Regions from separate parts of the Mus musculus genome. Here region 2 is linked to region 1. The links are chromatin loops, found by intact Hi-C in ENCODE. Cell type or tissue: gastrocnemius. All regions are shown on one strand. Each heading gives the region's core, and the rest is flanking DNA. Links, peaks and the distances in the headings are about the cores only. Region 1 overlaps Syn3 (synapsin III). Region 2 overlaps Syn3 (synapsin III).

The links. A loop is a pair of places that touch in the nucleus more often than their neighbours do. Peaks named below come from ENCODE experiments on the same cell type or tissue, not always from the same donor. Only the 100,000 strongest peaks of a DNase experiment are listed, where the experiment ranks them.
Region 2: it touches region 1 in a loop (2.9-fold over the local background); 4 of 42 quality-filtered maps call a loop at or near these places.

Annotation. Positions count from the first base shown.
Region 1 is chr10:86,062,258-86,067,635 of GRCm38, forward strand. It overlaps Syn3 (synapsin III), which reads right to left. Exons shown (of 14, transcript NM_013722.3): 11 at 2,539-2,673; 12 at 1,705-1,792. Among named protein-coding and RNA genes, the nearest start is that of Gm51812, 4.1 kb to the right of the region's middle. In gastrocnemius, for the core only: a CTCF peak has its summit at 2,761 (motif pointing right); DNase peaks (open chromatin) are centred at 632 and 2,822; H3K27ac peaks cover 2,095 bases.
Region 2 is chr10:86,164,096-86,169,473 of GRCm38, forward strand. The region is part of intron 6 of Syn3 (synapsin III); the gene reads right to left. All of the region lies in intron 2 of Gm35636 (a long non-coding RNA gene), which reads left to right. Among named protein-coding and RNA genes, the nearest start is that of Gm35636, 4.8 kb to the left of the region's middle. In gastrocnemius, for the core only: no CTCF peak of the experiment used is centred there; a DNase peak (open chromatin) is centred at 2,858; H3K27ac peaks cover 2,246 bases.

The sequences.
Region 1 (5,378 bases), core at 238-5,237:
GACAAAGTTGCTTTTACAGGAAGGAGAGAGAGAAGGCTGAAAGGGATGAAGGCAGGGAGGGAAGGAAGTGGGAGCTGTGTTTCCTAGAGCTGTGGAAGAGGAAGCCATCTGTCACTTTAATAGAAGTGACTAGAAAGTTCAGGACAGAATGGAGGAGACACCTTCTGTCAAGACCACAGGAGATCATCTGCCTTGGCATTCCCATGGCAAGCTGTTCTGAAGCCCCAGCTGGCTCAGAGCAGCGGAGCTGAGCACCCTCCTCTGCTGCAAGAGACATGCTTGTAGGTACTCCTCTTGAGCCCTTTCGTGGGAGAGCCTTCCTCCAGGAGGTCTTTAGCTATTCTCCTGACACCCCCGCCCCTTCCCCTCACTTCTTGTGGTCCTTCCTGTATCCACCCCCTATCAAGCAGCAACTCTTTTGAGGAATAATGTTGGCAGCTGAGGGTATAATGTTAGGAGTTTCTTTTATCTTTCTCACTCTAGCTGCTTGGCTCACAAATGTATACTCAGGCACCACTAGTGGCTAGAAATAACATTTCCCAGAAGGCTTAAAGGTCCAGGCTTGTAAACCAGCCATCTTCTCATTGTGCCTTCCTGGGCAAAGCTTCAACTTCCTACTGGGGAACAGGGAAACCCTAACGCTTCCTCTACAGAGCAGTAGGGAGGACGAATTCCAGTGTAGAAGGGAGTGGCCCCAGCACAGGGGCTGACAGGTTAAATACTTAGCAATCCTTCTGTTCTCTCTTTCCAACTCCTTCCCTGACCTCAGGAGGACAGCATCCCTCCTAGGGTCCTCATCATGTAGATGGAGGGAGTATACACAGTAAGGATAAAGCACCAGGATGGATTGTCTAGACCAGCAGTTCTCATGGATCGTGGCCTCGTGTGTGTGTGCGTGCGTGCATGAGTGTGTGCGTGCGTGCGTGTGGTCAACCCTTTCACAGGGATTGCCTAAGACCACTAGAAAACACAGATCTTTACATTACACTTCATAACAGTAGCAAAATTAGTTATGAAATAGCAACAAGCATAATTTTGTGGTTTAGAATTACCACAACACGAGGAACTGTGTTAAAGGGTTGCAGCACCAGGAAGGTAGAGAACCATTGTCTCCAGCAATGCACTTTTATTGATTTAATTATTATTTAGTTGCTCTGTGTAGGTACACACCCTTGGATGTACACGTGGAGGTTAGAGGACACTGAGTGTCTTTCTCTATTGCTTCCTACCTTACTCTAGCCCAGTGGTTCTCAACCTTCCTGATGCCGTGACCCCTTAATCTAGTTCCTCACATTTCAGTGACCACCTTGCTACTTTATAACTGTAATTCTGCTACTATTATGATTCACAACGTATATGTCTGATATGCAGGATATCTGATATGCAACCATAAAGGTGTTATGACCCACAGGTTGAGAAACACTGCTTTGGACAGCATCTCTTGTTGAGCCTGAAGCTGACCATTTGAGCTAGACTAACCCGTTAGCCAGTTCCCAAGAACTGCCTGTTTCTCCCTTCCTCCAGTGCTGTAGCTACAGGCATGTTTGCCTATGCCCAGCTTGTTACTTGTGTGACGGGGATTTGAACTCATGTCTTCATGCTTGCACAAAAGGAGTTCTTCTCACTGAGACACCTCACAGTCCTCTGCACTGCATTTCAATGTTATTGAAAACAGTGTCTCTCTGTGGCTGACCTGTGGCTTACCTTGTGGAGGTGGCCTTGGCTGGGGCTGTCCTAGTAGAGGTCCTAGCTGGCCTTGCCCTGGAGATTTTGCAGGTTTAGTCTGTGGACCCTAGAGCAAGAGAAGAGAAATGATGCCAGTGGCTACAGTATTTCTGGTGGGAGGCTAAGCCTTATATAAGCCTTAAAAAAATCACCGATGTAAAATCCATGATGCGCAATTCTTCAGTGTAGCTCATGATAGATTTTTAGAATAGATTTTTAGGATGCTGCAAATGCCTCCCCCCGCCCCCTGGCTCCCAACAGCCCCTTGAGTTTAACTACTTTCCCCCTGTCTATGAAGAGATGAGTTTCTGTGGAATAAGGAGGGGCTGGGGTTGGGGGCAAGATTTGAAACTTGCTTTCCCAGAAGGCTAGCAAGCTGGTAAACTTTTGAAGACTGGTCTGGTAGTCCCTGCTAAGGCCTGAGCAGTGTGTGTGTGTGTGTGTGTGTGTGTGTGTGTGTGTGTGTGTGTATTGTGAGATTGCTGGTTTGGGGGGTGGGGAAAACTGAGACACAATAGTTTCTATTGACCTGTGCACTGGGGACATAGGGCATCTGTGTACAAGTATTCTTGCACACACCTCTGCTCAGGTCCAACATGGGAACACAGAGATGAATGTTGCTAACAATCTGTCTAAAGGCTGATGGGACAGTTTTCTTCCTAGGGAATATGAGGCTCTGAGAGGGCCCCTGCAAGGCCCTTCCTGCCTCTGTCCCCAACCCATTCTACATGATGCCAGCCCGGGGTTATCTCCTTTGGATCCTAGGGGCTTTCATTCCAGAGCCACTATTCTTTGTTCTCAAGAGAACCTTACCCAAGGTCTCAGAGGTGAGGGCACCGTGGCCCCTGGCACCAGGAGTTGGCTCATCTTGGAAACGACAAGGTCAGCCATTAGCTGCTTGTCTTCTTCCACGTGTTCTCCAATCAGGGGCATTGAACTGTCCATGACCTAGTGGGGAGGGAGCAAAGGAGGCTGAAGGACCCTGAAGAGGGCTTCAGATTCCAGGAATGTTGACACTGGGCTCAACACAGAATGACCACTAGATGGCAATGTCCTCCATGCAAAGTGCCCAGCTGGGTCCTTCCTGATGTCTGGGCTCCCTCCCTGGATTCAGTTCAACTCAGCCTCCACAAGCTGGAGTCCAGCAACGTGACTGGGGCCAGGAAGCATGTGTTGACCTTTTCTGTACTTTTCTTTGGGGCGTCGGTCTCCACCCCCTCATTTCCCAACCCCTCATTTCCCACTCCACCGTCCTCCCAGGGCTGGGGCTGGCCCTCTCTCTTCTGGCCCAAGGTTAAAGATGTCCTCAGAACTGGGAACTAGTGGGGGCTCAGTTATAACAACAACTAAAAATTTGACACAGGCTGGAAGTGACCCAGGGTTAACAGAGAAGACAAAAGAGGAAAGACATTTGTCTCGGGGCTCCTGGCAGGACACAGGCCTAAAATGAAATTCTCCTTGGAAATCAGCTGTCCTTAAGGAAGAAGGGGTGGCATTATGGGAGGTCATGTTGGTCAGTCTACTTTTGGAGTAGAAGGGGAAACTGAGGCTCAGAGATGTGAGTCAGTTGATCACTAGGTATCAGCAGCTGATGGTCTAAAGGGAACATAAAGTCTTGATAGACCTGTGACAAGGCTGTGTTCACCACCTCTTTCCTCTACTGTTGGAATCCAGTCTTCCCCTGTCTGTCACCTGATTCACCCTGACAAACCCACTCTGCCCCTTGCTCAGCTCTGGGGTCATTGGATATTCTCACTGCCAGACCCTGTACCCAGGTCTCTCTGCCCACCCCTCTCCTGGCTAACTCCTTATCCATCATGAAACACCAAGTCTGCCTTTCCTCCAGAAACCCTTCAGGACCCAGGAGCCCCTCTGTACCCATGTCTTTGCTGAGCTCACTCAACTGTCCCATTGGAGGGCTTTGTCCCAGAATTATCATTGGCCATGTGTACCCACAGAGTCAGGGTGGCCTGTGTCCTGAGGTGGGTGGGGGGAAGTTCTTGCAGTAAGCTCTGTTCACCATGGGAGGGCTTGACAGTACAGTGTCACCGAGCACTGGTGATATATGGGATACTATTCTAAGAACCAGGTATAGATGACGTCAGCACTATCTTCAGGTATCACTTTGCTGGGCTGGAGATGTGACTACAGTACTCACTTTGCATGCTAGGGGCTTCCACCCCTAGCAGCCATGACTCCAACATTCAGGAGGCAGAGACAGGGGCCATCAGAGGTTCAAGGTTTTCCTACATATTGAATTTGAGGGCAGCCTGGGCTACATGGGACCCTATCTCAGAGTGAGTCTTCGAGGATTTTTACTGTCTCCTCATCAGTGGTGAGGAGACAGAGAGTTCTATAGCAGCAGGGACCTCCTAAGCAAGCACTGGGCAGCTCTGACGTCACATGAGGCAGCCAGGGTTCCAGGCCTGTGTTCTGCTGTGAACTTGCCTGGGGGAAGTCTCTTGTCTTTTCCAGGTCTATTTTCTGTCAACTGTAAATTAAGGGTTCAGGCGGCTGCTAAGACTCTCCTGACTGTGACTTTCAGGGGATTTTGAGTACAAGCACCTGGAGTGCCTCAGAAATTGAAAAGCAAACTAGGGTGTGGGTATGGATTCCAGAAGGGCCTGTAAACTGTCCCTAAATGGATCCCTCTGGGGTCACGGGCAGTCTCCAGCAGCAGTTACAAAGGTGCTTGAGTCTGTCCCCAATGCTCCCGGGCTCCCAGCACCCTGCCTGTCCCTCTTTCCTTTAACCTTACCCATTGTTTTCTGCCCCGGATCAGTCTCTACATTCTCTTCGGAGAAATGGAAAATGGCCGCTACAAGGAACCTGAAGTCAAGAACTGGAATCCCCAACAGTGGACACACTCTCCCCAGGGAAACATTGTTTCCCAGTGAGCAAGGTCATTCCCTGGGCCAGATCAGAGAGGAAGAGGTCCCGGGTGTTTCCCCTGAGCACCCTCACAAATGTGTCACAAGTACTACAGAGACAATATTTTTGGATCTCTGCTCCCTTGTCCCCCTTACTGGGAAAGATACATTTTAGATTCCCAGGAATAAACTCCCTCTCTTCTTGACTCCACCCCAAACTCCAAAGGAAAACAATTCTCTAATGTTTCTGAGGAAAAAAAAAAAAAACAAACAAACCAAAAAACAAATCTGAAAGCCATCTTTTTTTGTTTGTTTGAGGTTTTCTGGAACATTTGTGAAAAGTTGTTTTCTTGTATTTAGAAGACCCAAATTGGCTTTTTTGTTTGTTTGTTTTTAAATGTGAAGCATCTTTCATTCCTACCCTTGTTCAGTGTCCAGAGCTGGGACACATGGGTATGGATGGCTTTTTGTGCAAGTGGAGAGATCTCAGAGACCAGAGCTCACAGCTCTGTGTGTGTGTGTAAACCAAGAGAAGAGGAAACCAGTCTATATCCTTTTTTTTTACTCCTTACGGTTTATTATTTTATGTGTAGTGTGTTTGCCTGCATGTATGTCTACATATGCATATTCCAGATGGCTGTGACCATGACATTGGATGCCTAGAACCAAACCTAGGTCCTCTGCAAGAACAAGACTTCTTGACTGTAAGCCATCTCTCCAGCTCCCTGGTCTTCCTAATGGGATAGCAGCCCTCTCCCACTCTCCTGTAACATCGGAGCCCCA
Region 2 (5,378 bases), core at 201-5,200, 100 kb after region 1:
TGGCTTGGTACCTTGGCTGAGGTGCTGAGAGAATACAGCAGTTTGTAGTTACCAGTTTCCAGTGCCAGGTCCATAGTCTGCCCTGTTGTCATTTTCAGGGGTACTCATTAATTTCCGCTGCCTCCTGGGGATTTCTTTTGCTTTTCTAATGCTCATGAGTTACACACACCTCCTCCCCTTTAGTTTGGCGATGTCAGGACTCGTGGCCTAGCATTGCATTAGTGTTGTTTGTGTGACATAAGGCCCCACCCCTTCCCATTTGATCCTGGGCCATCCTTTTATTTCACACCCTTCCTGCCCCTCCTTTCTATGATCTGGGTGTTGCAGAGCCACAAAACCCACTCCCTCCCCCTAGACAAGCAGCCTCCTTTTGCCTTTTTACCATTGTACCTATAAAGCCTCTGCCTGAAATGACATCTCCTCCCCTACAATGTCTTCAAGTCTGCTGAGGGCCTGTCTCCTCCAGGAAGCCTGCCTGGGTATCTCCAGGTCATCCAACCACACTATTATAGCATTTATTCTGGACCTTCATGATAAACTGTGAATAATCCAGGGACAGACACTGTGCCTTTTTGATGATTTGGTTGTGATAGCCTTTAATGGCTGAGCCATCTCTCCAGGCCGAGCTGTGTCTTTTTACTGTTTACCTAGAATCTACTACAGTTCCTGACCCAAGGCAAATGTTTAGAAAATTTTGATGACTGAATTAATGACATATTACTAACCTCATTTAGATGACAATCTCTGAGATGGGAGGGTTTCAAACTGTAATTCAGGGATGCAGAACTTCCACTAGGGAACCCAGAAGGGTATAGCTGAGAAGAACAGGGGGCCCCCAGTCTTTTTAAACACTTGATTAATTTTTAGAATGCTTGGTTTAGAGAACAGCCATTGATAGGGTGCTGGATGAGCGCTGGGCAGGTCAGAAGGTCCTGGTCTACCTTATGACTCCATGTAGGGCTGTCTCATCTCTATCTTTGCAGCAGCAATAGCTGGCATAGCAGCTCTGTGTGGGCTGATTCTGGGGATTGGTGTGCTTAGGAGGAGGCATACATATTAGAAATCACTAGATAAACTGTTCTTCCCTGTTGAGGCATTGTGCTGGACTCCCAGGCAGTGAGGCAGCCCTGTGCCTTCTGACATGGGATCTAGACAGTGAAGCTCATGTGATTAGAATGAGTGTTAGTCCCCCATGTACTTCAGAATCTCCACAGAGCTAACTAACTGTCCATGAAATGCTCTGCATCTCTTCCCATGGTCTGATTTAGAGGGTCTAGAGGCCCGGGAATGTACATTTTGTTAAAATGCCCTTAACCTAAAAATTAAGTATCTCCTCAAAAACATGAAAATGCAATGTCAATATAAGTACTTGCTCACAAATGTTCATAAAGGCATTTTTGATATTACCAAAAATATGAGAAATGTCTAATTGTTCATCAGTTGATAAATGATACTCAAAATCCAGGTATCCATACAAGGGTATAAGAAGGGAATGAAGTCTTAATAAGTGCTGCTGCATAGAAGAACCTAGAAAGGGACACCAGACACGAAGACTATGATTCCACTCACAAGAAGAAAAAGATGAACTGGCTCATGGAGGACAGGGAAGATGCCTTCTGTGCAAGAAGGAAGCCTCAAGTCCAGATTCCCAGGGCCATATAAAAATCCAGGCATGGCAGCACGCATCTGTATGCTTGAGATGAGATGGGGGGTGGGGGGGCAACGGAGACAAGAATGTGCCTCCAGCTCATTGGTCTGCTAACCTAGCTGAATTGGTGAGCTTCAGGTTCACTGAGAGACCCCGTGTTAAACAGTAAATTAGAGAGTGATTAGGGAAATGATCTAATATTGACCTCTGACTTCTACCCACCCGTGTACACACCCACACGAATATGTACCTATAAGATGCACACACAGACCATGACGAGGTGATCTTAAATAAAAGTCACGGAGAAATATGTCTCCAGGAGTGAGAAGAGTAGAGATATGAGTTCAGCTAACTGGTGCTCATCCTTGCTTCCTCTCTGCTGATACATCTGGGTTCACACAGTGGATTCATCTCAGTCTTCTGCTCAGAGCCCATAGAGTCCTTAAGTCACAGATGGAGACATGGTTGGCCAGAATGGAAAGGGTGATTATGGGCAGGTATATCGGTGGGCAGAGAAGGCAAGAAAAGAAAGTAACAGAAGAGATGAAAGAGAAAATGTAGCAATGGAAAGATACCGGGGGGGGGGGGGGGGTGGGGTTGGGGGGTGGGAAACAAACCAACATCTCAGATCCTAAAGTTTCCACATTTTACTATCAGTGTGAAGGTGGGTTTGAGGTTAGTATCTTCCTTTGCAGAATGAGGACAGCCAGGCTCTCCCTACAGCATCCTCAGGCTCGAGATGATTCTCTCAGAGGTAAGACAGGTGGTGTCAGGGAAGGAAAGTTGAAAGACAGAGAGTGGACATAGAAGCCATTCTACTAAATATGCTGAGTATCTACTGAATTCCAGAAACTTCTAGGCAGGGACCAAGAGCTAGGGTTCACCTTGAGTCACCTACTATGTCTTAAGGAGCCTAAAGTTAAGTGGGGGTGGGGGTGGGGGTGGGGGGTGGGAGGTGGGCTTGAAACATACAAGCAACGGTCTAAGCACAGGTCATGCCTGTAGGGCCAGAGATTGATGGGCACAGAGGAAACAGAGCAGTTAAGGAGGAAGGAGGCTTTCTCCATCCCTGTGGCCACAACTGAGAATAGACACTTCTAGGTGCCAGGTGGCAGCTGTCCTACTTTGCTGGGCCAGGGTCATGGACCCTGGAAATGTCTTTGCAGCAGGCCCTGGCTCCATGGAGCCCTCTCCACGAACCTTTTCCAGCCCAAACAAGCACGGAGCTTGCCAGACAGGCTGGGGACAGGACAGACACACAGACACATGCACAGGAAACAGAGCCAGTGGTCCCAGATTATTTTTGTTTCTCCTCTCCAGCAGCATCAACGCCATCAATAGCATTCCTTTCCCTCCTAGCAAACACAGTTTGTGTACTGGAGACTGCCAGGAAGTGAAGAAATCCCCTTTGGGGCCCACAGGGGCCTCTTTCCTCTCTCTGTGCCCAAGCAGGAGGCACGGGGCCTGTGGAGCTGCAGCCTTTGATGGCTTTCTCTGCTGTTTCTCACTGTTCCTGGGAAGGGGAGGGAACAGCCCAGAAAGTTGGTTAGGCCTTGCTGTGCACAGACAGGGAGCAGAATCCCAAGCTGGGGCAGAGTTAAGAACACAAAAGAAAACAAAGGAGTGTCTTATGAGATTCTTTCCTTCAGAACACTTTTCTTAGAAAAATCGAGAAAAAAGATGAACAACAAAAGAGAAAGCAAACACACGCACGCACACACACACACACACACACTACGAACAATAGAAAAAACAAGAAGAAAGTCATATGTACCCTTAAAGTCAAAGGATAAAATGGAGATAAAGGTCTAGGGATGACAGGAAATTGCCAATCTATCAAAATCAGCTGTGTAGCATACCTGTGTGTATGTGTGCACACATCTGTGTGTGTGTGTGTGTGTGTGTGTGTGTGTGTGTGCATGTGTTAAACACTTGCGAAGCCGGGTGAAATCAGCTGGTTTGTGTTTTTGTTCTGCGGTGTCCTTGTCTTTCCAGCCATGCTGCTGCCACGTGGCCAATGTTTTGGGAAAGGTCTGCACTCCTTTGCTCTCCAGCTTTTGATTCAAAGACCCAGCTCCTTACAAAAAATAAAGCAACTTTTGACACGGGAGAGAACTGATTTGGGAGAAATGCTTGCACTCAGCAGAAGGTCCCTCACTTGTGTGATGGGAAAACAATTCCTTGGCTGTGGGAAGAGATGATGCGGAGGTTCCCACAAAAGGGGAGTTTGAGAAGGGTTAATTTACGGGACACAGAAGCCCTAGGATAGGCAGAAAATCCCAATGTTTTGCAGGATCTGGGTTCAAGGGATCAGTGCAGTGTTTTCTGGGTCACTGGAGTAGCAATGAGACTCTAAAGCCAAAATGGTTGCCTCTTTATGGTGGGTGGGCATAGCTTCCAATAAATTTCCAATTCCCATTGAAATAAAGGGACTACAGAGGTGTCTGTGCATGGGAGGGACATCTAGAGTTGTACAAGATGGCAGAGCTTAGGTCAGAAGCAACAGCTCACTGTACGGCAGCAGTCAGGAAGCAAAGATTGAGACAGGAAGTGGCCAGGGTCCCGACATCCCCTTCAAGAATATGCCATTAATGACCTAACTTCCTTTTTCTAGGTCCCACCACTTAAAGTTTCTATCAGTCCTCAATAGTGCTGTAGGCTTGTGATCATGGCTTTAATGGACTGGTCTGAACTACAGCAATGTGTTCTACTCATTGAGAACACTGGCCACAATCCTTGGTCACACAGACAGATCTTTAGTGGCCTCTAAAGACTCAATCCAAGGAGGGACTGAAGGATTTCCAGAAGGTTCTTGGGGTCTTTCCTCAGAACTACTTTGGGCCTTTCTTCCAAAGCCATGTACATCTGAAATAGAGCCAGAGTTTCTGGTGGCCCCTCCAGTAGGTTTTGGTGGAACCTGAATATATTCATACATCGAACCATTGAAGCAGGACATTCTTCTATTTTCAATGAACTTCCTAACCTTGAGAAGCCATCAAGAATATCTAAGTTTAGAGCTAGTTCAACCTGCCACATACCCTGTGCCCACAAACATCCAACTTTCTCTGGGAGCTTAGAGCTAAGGCAAGCCGGTTTGAACTTAATAAATCTGCTTTATTTTTGTAAATCATTTTATCTTTTGAAACAGGGTCCCCTGGAATGTCAAGTTGGATTGGCAATTGTTGTGTAGCCTTGTATGACTGTGAACTTCTGATGCTCCTGCCTCCACCTCTGGAATGCTGAGATTAGTGGCATTTGCCACTATGTCCAGGTTTTTTTGTGCAGTGGGGACACAATCCAAGAGTTTGTGAACGCTAGACAAGCCTTTGGTAACTGAACTATGCCCTCTTTTCTGTAGATCCTGTTTCTGTAGATCCTTTTAATGGCTACTTTGTCTGTTGTGGTACGAGCTATTGACCCTCATTTATGGTCCTCCCTCACATGCAGCTTCCTCTAAAAGGCATTTATTCAACTTAACGTGGAAAAGTTAAAGGATGACCAATAGATGAGTCATAGCACAGACATAGGTAAGGTTGAAAGTGTAAGCACTGCATCGGACGTCGGACACAACCTGACCTGAGTTCTGGTTTGAGAGAACCAGAAAGAGATTTCCTGGTTTGATGAACGGAACACAGCACTGCATTAACACACCTGTGATCGGAGACTAGGCTCAGCAAAATTCTCTTTACCTATTACCTGTACAACCCTGGGCAAATGGACATCGCAAACC